Regions from separate parts of the Homo sapiens genome. Here region 2 is linked to region 1. Evidence: chromatin loops called from intact Hi-C (ENCODE). Cell type or tissue: HCT116. All regions are shown on one strand. Links, peaks and the distances in the headings refer to the core of each region. The heading gives the core; the rest is flanking DNA. Region 1 has its middle 17 kb from the start of PRR5. Region 2 has its middle 76 kb from the start of NUP50-DT.

Region 1 (5,371 bases), core at 74-5,073:
CACACTCTGCCTTCTCACAGAGCAATTATGAAAGCCTGGTGAAGACATGGAGGCCGGCACGGGGTGACTGATTTGGCCAAGGTCAGATTTGAATCCGGCACTTAGCTCAGGCCTGGCCCATAGGAGGTTCTCAAGAAACACTTGAGTTAAAAGGAGGCTGCAGATGGCTCTCTCGACACGGGAATGTCGCAGAGACAATCATGGTACCTGGCGTGTGGCCAGAGCTGAGTAGCTGCTAAGCCATGTTATAATTACAGGAGTCACCTAAGGAAATTGCCGCTCTCATTCTGCAGGGCCGCCCAAGGCCTCTCTGAGCCCACTAGGGAATGTGCCCACTGTAGCGGGAGGTCTGGACAGTACTGTCCTCTAAACGCAGATGTGTGTGTGGTGGGGCAGGGCTACAGAGAAGACTTTGGTGGATTAGGTTACTCCAAGAAGGGTTTTGCAGGATGAATAGGAGTTGGCCAACCAGACCAGGCTTAAGGGAAGATCATCCCAAAATAAGTGAAGGGTGAGCATGTGGACATGAACTGAGCCTGACTTCCAAGGACAGAGCCTTCCACCAGGAAGCTGGCCTCTGCTCCCATTCACTCAGGAGGTTTCAAGGAGGCCCCTGGGTCCCCTGCCTCTCCTCTCAGACCCTGGGAGCTGATTGCTCAGGCTGCCTGCAAGAAGCTGGGAGCTTCTAACTGCATGGCCACCCTCTGGCCTTATCCCTGCAGTGAAGCCCTGGAGAGCCCCTTCCTGTCATCTGCCCCTTGAGTCTGGGGAAATCCAAGTGGGCCAAGCCAGTGCTTGGGGAGCGACAGAGTTTGTAGTCGAGATAGCCACCCACCTTGAGGGCCACCTGGCAGCCCCAGCTCCTGAGGAAGAGGCTTCTTGCCTTGGCCCCCACCCCATCTGCCACCCACACCCAGAACCACAAGACAGAGGGCCCAGACCTAGGTTACTCAAAACCAGAAACTGCCGAGAAGATCTGAATGAGGAGCCCCCTTGGGGCCAGGGCCAGGTGGCTGGGCAAAGCCTTCCTCCCACGCCCAGCACCCCGAAGGAGGGCAGGGGCTGGGGGGAGCCAGCCAGGAGACTGTGTCCACCCTCCCAGGCCACCCTGCCTTAGGCCCCAACAAAGGGCAACTCATAGACCCTTGGGGACCTCTGAATCAGGTCCTCTGATTGGCCTCAGATCCAGTCCCTCTGGGGTCCCAAGCCCTGGCTGCAGAGTCACCCCCTCTCTCCTCCCCATGGCTCATTAGCTACATCCTAAGCCTCAGTCTCCCCATCAGTAAGATGAGAAGCCTACTCGCGAGCCACCCGGGGAATGGAAGCAGCTTCCACGGATGAACAACTGTGTCCACCCCTGTCATCCTTGATAGGGTTCATGGATGGCTGAAGAGGGGCCAGCCCAATCCTTTGTCAGAAGCCCTAGCCCAGGAACAGGGGCTGGGCCCCTCGCAGGGGTTGGTTTCATTGGCTTTGACTGCAGCGACAGGTAGGGTGTGTCCCCCGGACTGGGTGGGGGTGTCGAAACCAGGACTTCCAGAATTGATTGAGGGTCCAGGAGGGCCCGGGCCAGAGGGGTGGGCTGAGGAGGGGCCTGGGGCTTTTCAGTTAAACAAGCCACCTGTGGCCACCCCAGCCCCCACCCCAGTGCCCACAGAGCCTGAGCTGTGAGCCCAGTGAGGCCAGGAGCTGGAAGCCAGTCTGATCCAGCCTCGAGAGTGGTAGAAAATGTGCTGGTGATGGCCAGGCGCGGTGGCTTATACCTGTAATCCCGGCACTTTGGGAGGCCGAGGTAGGTGGATCACCTGAGGTCAGGAGTTCAAGACCAGCCTGGCCAACATGGTGAAACCCTGTCTCTACCAAAAAAAATACAAAAATTAGCTGGGCGTGGTGGCGGCAGCTGAGTAGTTCCAGCTACTCAGGAGGCTGAAGCAGGAAAATCACTTGAACCTGGGAGGTGGAGGTTGCAGTGAGCCGAGATCGCGCCATTGTACTCCAGCCTGGGCAACAGAGCGAGACTCAAAAGAAAATGTCCTGGGGATGATGGGGAAGGGGCAAAGAGCACTGGGGACCAGGGTCAGGATGCCTGAGGGTCACCTCCTACCCGCGGTCCAACTGCCTGTGCTGCCTGGTGTTGCCCAGCTTGCACCCGCCCCCAGCTCTCTGCCCAGGGCACTGTTGTGAGGTTAGGGGCAGACAGCGGGTGTGGGTGCAGAGCACAGGGCCGGGCTGATGTCAGCGTCCACAGTAGGGGAGCAGCCCCTTCCTGTCGCTCTGGTCTGTGCTCCACTTGGCCGTGCTGGGTGAGGTCATCCTTCCAGGCCCTGGTGAAATGTCATCTCTGGAGGCTCAGGCGTCCTCCCTCCTGGGGATTCTGGAGCCTCCCTTTACTGCCCTCTTGTGGCTCTCAGGGGAAGGGAAGTGGCAGCCCGGGACTCAGGGCCCGGCACGAAGTAGGCGCTCCTGGTGGCCGCTGGGGTTACTGACCGTGGGAAGCGTGTAGCTCCAGAGTCACAGCTGGGCTCTGATTTCAGCCCTTCCACTCACTCACCCTACAACCCGGGCAAGTCAGCTTTCCCTCGGAGCCTCTGGTTCCTCTTCTGAAAAATGTGGGTGGAAATTCTGGCCTGTAGGTCTGCCCCAGGTCGGAGGGTAGATGGGTACGCAGTGCCAGCACCCAGTAGGGCCTCCGTGAGTGAGCATGTGTCCTTTACCCCATGCACTGGGACAGTCCTGCTCTGCTGGTGACCCTACATATCCCACTCCTGTGCAAGGCCTCAGTCTCACCATCTGTAAAATGGACAGTGGAGACTAGAATGGACAGAGCAAGACCCCATCTCAAAACAAACAAACAAAAAACGATTTCTCCTCTGTCTGGAATAGAGCCATGTGTATTTAATCAGAAAAATGTTTTCCCTCCTCCACCCCAAATCTGTGGATGCTCCATAGAGAAGGGCCATGCTTATCCCTCAGTTTCTCCTTAAGGTGGGAGCCTTGCGCTTTCAGAGAAGCCAGTGAAAGCCACACCCCTCTCGCCAGTGAAAGCCACACCCCTCTCCCCAGTGAAAGCCACACCCTCTCCCCAGTGAAAGCCACACCCCTCTCCCCAGTGAAAGCCACAAGCTCTCCCCAGTGAAAGGCACACTCACAGCCACCGTGACTCTGCCAGGCGTGGGCTGTGGTGCCTGACACCCTCTCAGACATGCCCAGGCACATGCTGGAGTTGCTCAGAACTTCTACACAGAATCCCAAGCACCAAGGGTGGGGCTGGAATCAAAGCCGAGATACGTGATGCCCCTTCCGCCTAACTTTGTCCCCTTCTAACCCAGATAGTGCCCAGAAAGATGGTTCCACTTGCAGGCCCTGTGCCCAGGGCCCTGGCTTCCGTGGTACCATCCTTTCTCCCTGGGGGAGCACCGTGATGATGCCACACATCAGAAGTTCCCCTATTGGGGCCCGGCATGGTGGCTCACGTCTGTAATCCCAGCACTCTGGGAGGCCAAGGCAGGCAAATCCCCTGAGGTCAGGAGTGAGAGCAGGCTGGCCAACATGGTGAAACCCCGTTTCTACTAAAAGTACAAACATTAGCCAGGTGTGGTAACACACACCTGTAATCTCAGCTACTTGGAGGCTGAGGCACAAGAATCCTTGAACCCAGGAGAGAGAGGTTGCAGTGAGCTGAGATCGCACCACTGCACTCCAGCCTGGGCGACAGAGTGAGACTGTCTCAAAACAAAAAGAAAAGAAAAAGAAGTTCCCCTATTGGGCACCTGGCTTTCACAACATCTTGTTCTATTCTTGTGTTTTTGTTGTTGTTGTTGTTGTTGATTTTTTTGAGACAGGGACTCGCTCTGTCGCCCAGGCTGGGGTGCAGTGGCATTAACTCGGCTCACTGCAACGTGTGCCTCCCGGGATCAAAAGCTTCTCCTGCCTCAGCCTCCCGAGTAGCTGGGATTACAGGTATGTGCCACCACGCCTGGCTAATTTTTTTTATTTGTTTGTTTTGTTTTGAGATGGAGTCTCGCTCTGTCGCCCAGGCTAGAGTGCAGTGGCTCGATCTTGGCTCACTCACTGCAACCTCCACCTCCCAGCTTCAAGCGATTCTCCTGCCTCAGCCTCCTGAGTAGCTGGGATTACAGGTGTACACCACCACGCCCAGCTAATTTTTGTATTTTTAGTAGAGATGGGGTTTCACAATGTTGGTCAGGCTGGTCTTGAACTCCTGACTTCATGATCCGCCTGCCTTGGCCTCCCAAAGTAATTTTTGTATTTTTAATAGAGACTGGGTTTTGCCATGCTGGCCAGGCAGGTCTTGAACTCCTGATCTCATGATCTGCCCACCTCGACCTCCCAAAATGCTGGGATTACAGGCATGAACTACCACACCCGGCAAATACGATATTTGATTCCTTCTTTTACATCTTTAATTATGTGAGGCAAATTTAATTTTACAGTCTCCTCCAATGGTTTCTCGGGAATTTCCTTCTGGTATGTGTGGTGTTTGCTTGTCCCTCCCTCAGGCTGGTCTGTTTCTGTGTGTTGTGTAATTTGGGATCATGAGTTTATCTCCAGCAAGGGCTTTATCTGTGAGAATCCCAGCTCGTGGGCATGCCTCCCAGAGCATTGTTTATTGTTGCTGATATAGAACACTTGTACATACTTTTGGGGTATGTGTGATATTTTGACCCCTGTACACAATGTGTTTGATCAAATCCGGGTAATCGGGAAACCCATCGCTTCAAACATCTATATTGTCTTTGCATTTGGAACATTACAATTCTTCTAGCTACTTTGAAATATATGATAAATTATTGTTAATGATGATTTCCCTATCCAGAGCGTTTTATAATTGCTCTCCCAAGCAGCCTACGGCTGTCACAGGCCTGGGGCCACTTTCTCATCGGTTGGGTTAGGCTTTATAAATACAAACCTAATCCCAGGCTAGAGCAGACCCATGGCTAGAGTCCCTCAGGAGAACTGCACACTTTTTCCTACCTCAAGCTCAGGAGGAGTCAGACAAGTTTTCTTGTCATCTCTTATTGTCAGTGGGTAGATCTTTTTCTAGGCTACATTTTATTAAGGTTGCAGCTCCTCAAGCCCTCTGGTGTTCTGTGGAGAATTCAGTTTCACCTCCCAGCATCCTGCTTGCTCCGCGCCTGGTCTCCTGGCTGCTATCACAGTTTAATAAACCCTCCGTCTCAACACCCTCTCTCCACCCCCACAAGGCTGCCACACTTTCACTTAATGTCTGAGGTTGTGTTTTGTTTTGTTTTGAGATGGAGTCTCACTCCGTCGCCCAGGCTGGAGTGCATTGGCGCGATCTCGGCTCACTGCAACCTCCGCCTCCCGGGTTCAAGCGATTCTCCTGTCT
Region 2 (5,371 bases), core at 73-5,072, 400 kb after region 1:
TAAGGCCTTGGGTCCTTCCACCCTAAGTGCAGGCAGGCGCGGCCAGGGCTGGGGCAGGACAGGCAGAAGGGTGGATGTTGTAGGGCCACCTGGGCCCTGCAGATGAGCATAGAGTTGGTTTTTCTCATAGATAATGAGAATTTGCAGTTAAGAAAAGTTCCTTCTGGAACATGGATTGGGGGGAATAGTGGGGTTGTGATTAGGAGACCAGCTGTTGAACTCGTCTAGGGAAGAGACGATGGAGACTTTGCACCAAGGCAATCACAATGGAAGGGATGGATGGGAGAGGTGAGGATACGGAGTTCTCACAGAGCTGAGGACAGACTGGCTGGGAGCAGGTAAGGGAGGGTGTGGTGGGCTTTGGGCCAGGGTACCTAGCTGGCTGACGAAGCAGTTCACCAAGACAAAAAGCCTGGAAAAGAACCGCCTTCAGGGCAGGATGACAAGCCCCATACTAGTTGACTTGAGTGGAATCCACAGCATCTCTCAGGCTCTAGGAGCACAGGGGCTCCATCTGTTTGCTGCACTGTTATGCATCTTCTCCCCACCTAGAGCAGAGTCTGTCTCTAAGGAGGTGCTGTTTATTTGACTGAGACAGATTAATTGGTACTTAAAAGCACTTACTGTGTGTTAGGCCTGTTCTAGCACTCTATATGTATCCATTCATTTTGACCCTCAAATAAACTCCATGAGGATGGTACTATTCCTATTCCTGTTTTACAAACCAAGAGACTGAGGCACAAAGAGGTAAGGTAAATAGCCCAATGTTCCAAATCTAGGAAGAGGCAGAGCCAGGATTCGATTGTCAGCCCCAGAGCAGGGTGTATTAGTCTGTTCTCACACTGCTATAAAGAATACCTGTGACTGGGTAATTTATAAAGAAAAGAGGTTTAATTGACTCACTGTTCTGCATGGCTGGGAGGCCTCAGGAAACTTACACTCATGGTAGAAGGCAAAGGGGAAGCAGGTACCTCCTTCACAAGGCAGCAGGAGAGAAAGGGGGGGGTGAAAGAAGCCACACACACTTTTTTTTTTTTTTAGACGGTGTTTCACTCTTGTTGCCCAGGCTGGAGTGCAATGGCGCCATCTCAGCTCACTGCAACCCCCGCCTCCCAGGTTCAAGCGATTCTCCTGCCTCCACCTCCTGAGTAGCTGGGATTACAGGCACATGCCACCATGCCCCGCTAATTTTGTATTTTTAGTAGAGATAGGGGTTTCTCCATGGTGGTGAGGCTGGTCTTGAACTCCCGACCTCAGGTGATCCACCCGCCTCGGCCTCCCAAAGTGCTGGGACCACAAGCATGAGCCACCTTGCCCGGCCAAGCCACACACTTTTAAACCATCAGCTCTTGTGAGAACTCACTCATTATCATGAGAACAGCATGGGGGAAACTGCCCCCATGATCCAATCACCTCCCCCCAGGTCCCTCCCTCGACACTTGGGGATTAAAATTTGAGGTGAGATTTGGGTGGGTACACGGAGCCAAACCATATCACAGGCTTCTCAGCTTCACCACTACTGACACCCGAGGGTGGATCCGTCCCTCCCTGTGGTGGGGCCTGCCCTGTGCTCTGTAGGGTGTGAGCAGCATCCGTGGCCTCCACCTACTACCTGCCAGGAGGACCCCCTGCCCAGTGTGACAACCAAAAATGTCTCTAGACACTGCCAATGTCTCCTAGAGCAGAATGGGTCTGGGCTCGTGAATCCTTGCTACGAAACCCAGTCTCTGTTTTTCTTTCTTTGTCTAACCCCACATCTGTGGGGCATGTAAACTAAAAATAAAATCCTAAGTGCTCCACCAACTGAGTGGACCTCCTGTGGCCAAGGGGACTCCAGAGAAATCTTATGAGTTCCTGGCCATGACAGGACAGGTCAGACACGGCTCATCAGATTTTCTCCTTTTTATGGTTTAAAGCACATAGTAAGTGCTTTTAAGTACCAATTAATATGTCTCAGTCAGGCTGGGCACGTGGCTCACGCTTGCAATCCCAGCACTCTGGGAGGCTGACGTGGGTGGATCATGAGGTCAGGAGTTTGAGACCAGCCTGTCCAACATGGTGAAACCCCGTCTCTACTAAAAATTCAAAAATTAGCTGGGCGTGGTGGCACATACCTATAGTCCCAGCTACTCGGGAGGCTGAGGCAGGAGAATCGCTTGAACCTGGGAGGCGGGGGTTGCAGTGAGCTGAGATCATGCCACTGCACTCCAGGTTGGTGACAGAGCAAGACTCTGTCTCAAAAAAATAAAAATAAAATAAAATAGTATGTCCCAGTCAAACAAACAGCACAAACAACAACTGGCCAGCATTAATGCTAGAATAGACATCATAAGAGAGACAGAACAGACTCTTTGTGACAAAAAGATACCAAATTGTAAACAGGACCTATGGTCACAAGGGTTGAATGCTGCGCCCCTACACTTAAAAAACAGACGAGGAGCCAGGTGCAGTGGCTCACGCCTGTAATCCCAGCCCTTTGGGAGGCCGAAGTGGATGGATCATGAGGTCAAGAGTTCAAGACCAGCCTGGCCAACATAGTGAAACCCTGTCTCTACTAAAAATATAAAAACTAGCTGGGTGTGGTGGCACATGCCTGTAGTCCTAGCTACTTGGGAGGCTGAGACAGGAGAATTGCTTGAACCCGGGAGGTGGACGTTGCAGTGAGCTGAGACCATGCCATTGCACTCCAGCCTAGGCGACAGAGTGAGGCTCCATCTCGAAAAAAAAAAAAATTAAAAAACAAAAAACAAAACAAACAAACAAACAAAAAAATGAGGTTCTACCTGCCACAAGGTTTTTCCTTGTTCTCCAGCAGCTAAATAAGCCCTGGCCTCAAGATGAGCAAGATTCAAACACTTGCAACTCATCTAGCTCCCAGATGCTAACTAATGACCTCCTGTTCCACCAGCCCTAATTCCAGCTTTGACTGGACAAGACACTGGTTTCTGTAACTTTCTCCTGATAAGAAGGCCACCCACCATGGACTGGCACCGGCGGGTTTACAGAGTGCACTTTCAGGCCTTCCTGTCCTGAAAGGATCTTTTGGGCCTGATTGTAATACATTTAAATGTGGAGTCTCCATCCCAAAGTGAACATGGGTCACCTGTGACGTGCATGATTATTCAGTACGCATGAGTCAGGACACCTTCATGAATATTCATAGCTCCTCCTGTAACCTGTTGAATATGTATGATTAGCCAGCCTGGTCAGGCCCAACCCCTCCTCCTTCAAAGAGCCTGTCTCTGGTCTTGGCCGGAGGTATACTTCCCACCTTGCTCCATGGCCACCTTGCAGGGTGGAACCCTTTAGAAGAAATAAAGTCTCTTCTCTTTTTCTTTTTTTTTTTTAATTGAGGAGGAGTCTGTCTCTGTCACCCAGGCTGGAGTGCAGTGGTGCAATCTCAGTTCACTGCAACTTCTACCTCCCGGGTTCAAGCCACTCTCCTGCCTCAGCCTCCCAAGTAGCTGGGACTACAGGCATGTGCCACCACGCCTGGCTAACTTTTTGTATTTTTAGTAGATACAGGGTTTCACCGTGTTAGCCAGGATGGTCTCGATCTCCTGACCTTGTGATCCACCCACCTAGGCCTCCCAAAGTGCTAGGATTACAGGCGTGGGCCACCACGCCCGGCCAGTCTTCTCTCTTTTTCTAAATGTGTATATAGTGATTTATTTTTAAGTGAACAGGGAGAAGAAGGATGCACTGATGAAGCTCTTTGCCTTAAGCGGATTTGGAATTGAGAAAGGTCACTCTAGTAGATGGGGTGGAAGAGAGGTCTGAGAAGCCAGCCAAATATACAATTTAGAAAACAGGTTTTGACACATATAGCGTTACCCAGGGCCACAACTTCTTGAGTAAGAAACCTGATGAGGATTACAGATGTTTTGGAGATTGAAGGCAGCTTTCCCAGGGCATAGCAACAACCTCTGAAGATCTCTTTCTTGGAAACATTGGCCAGGATGGTTTATGATGCAGAATAACACCTGCTTTGCTGCAGCTGCAGGAGAGGAGGGCCCCCTTTCTCCATAGCTGGCTGAGGTTTCTGTCTCTAGCAGTCAGGTTCAAAGCCAAGTACTGGAGTTCTCCTAGCATGAGAGGGAATGAGACAAGGCTGAGAGGCTCCAAACGTGTCATAAGGAGAGGAGACCAGGGGCAGAAGGTTGTCGATCAATGGAATGTTGTGTATGCCATGTTTTGCATTGGCAGTGATCAATAAATATTGGATGAATGAACAAGACAGGGATTCAGGGACAGTTCACCAGGGTCTGAGCAAGACCTGCAGCACAGCCAGCTCACCCTGTCTAGCCCTCAAAGCACCCATGAGGCTCATTCCACAGGGACAGCTGCACCTGAGCTTGAGCTGGGGACAGACTTTAAGGGGTTGGTGAGTGGCCCAGTCACAAAGGGAGGAAGGTTTTATCCAAAGGCCATTCATTTCTATACTCCCTCTTTCCACCTAGTAAGTTTGTTTCTAAATATCTTTGTCACCTTCTGTCACTGTCATATTGCAGGACTCAGCATGTATGGGAAAAGATGTAAAATATCTCATTAATAATTTCTGTGTGGACTAGGTGCAGTGACTCACGACTCTAATCCTAGAGCTTTAGGAGACAGAGGCAGGAGGATTGCTGGAGGCCGATTTCAAGACCAGCCTGGACAACATAGCAAGAGCCCGTCCCTATAAAAAATTTAAAAATTAGCTGGGCATGGTGGTGCACATCTGTGGTCCCAGCTACTCAAGAGGCTGAGGCAGGAGGATCTCTTGAGCCCAGGAGGTTGAGGCTGCAGTAAGCCATAATCATGTCACTGCACTCCAGCCTGGGTGACAGAGCAAGACCTTGTGTCTAAAAAATAACAACAATAATACAAATTTGTATGTGGATTGCATGTTGAATGGATAATATTTCAGATATATTGAACTAAGATGAAGATTAAAGTTAATTTCACTTTGGCTAGGCACAACGGCTTACTCCTATAATCCCAGCAATTTGGGAGGCCAAGGCAGGAGGATCACTTGAGCCCAGGACTCCGAGACCAGCCTGGGCCACACAGCAAACCCCATCTCTACAAAAAATACAAACATTAGCTGGGTGTGCTGGCGTGCACCTATAGTCACAGCTACTTGGGAGGCTGAGGTGGGAGGATTACTTGAGCCCAGGAGGCCGAGGCTGCAGTGAGCTATGAATGAGCCACTGCATTCCATCCTCGGTGACAGAGCAAGACTGTCTCAAAATTAAAATAAAATTAAATTAACTTCATTTGATTTTTTCTCTCTTTAATGGGGCTTCTGGAGAATTTTAAATGGCCAATGTGGCTCACTTCTCTGGACAGTGCTGGTCTAGAGTTGCTTGCAGCTGTACAAATCGTTCTT

Evidence for each region. Peaks named below come from ENCODE experiments on the same cell type or tissue, not always from the same donor. Only the 100,000 strongest peaks of a DNase experiment are listed, where the experiment ranks them.
Region 2: it touches region 1 in a loop (7-fold over the local background); 11 of 110 quality-filtered maps call a loop at or near these places.

Annotation. Positions count from the first base shown.
Region 1 is chr22:44,682,520-44,687,890 of GRCh38, forward strand. It overlaps a transcript of PRR5 not described here. Among named protein-coding and RNA genes, the nearest start is that of PRR5, 17 kb to the right of the region's middle. RefSeq lists enhancers at 1,592-2,131, 3,108-3,427, 3,308-3,808. In HCT116, for the core only: CTCF peaks have their summits at 2,437 (motif pointing left) and 2,638; DNase peaks (open chromatin) are centred at 2,422 and 3,052; H3K4me3 peaks cover 948 bases; H3K27ac peaks cover 449 bases.
Region 2 is chr22:45,084,845-45,090,215 of GRCh38, forward strand. No RefSeq gene overlaps it. Among named protein-coding and RNA genes, the nearest start is that of NUP50-DT, 76 kb to the right of the region's middle. In HCT116, for the core only: no CTCF peak of the experiment used is centred there; no DNase peak of the experiment used is centred there.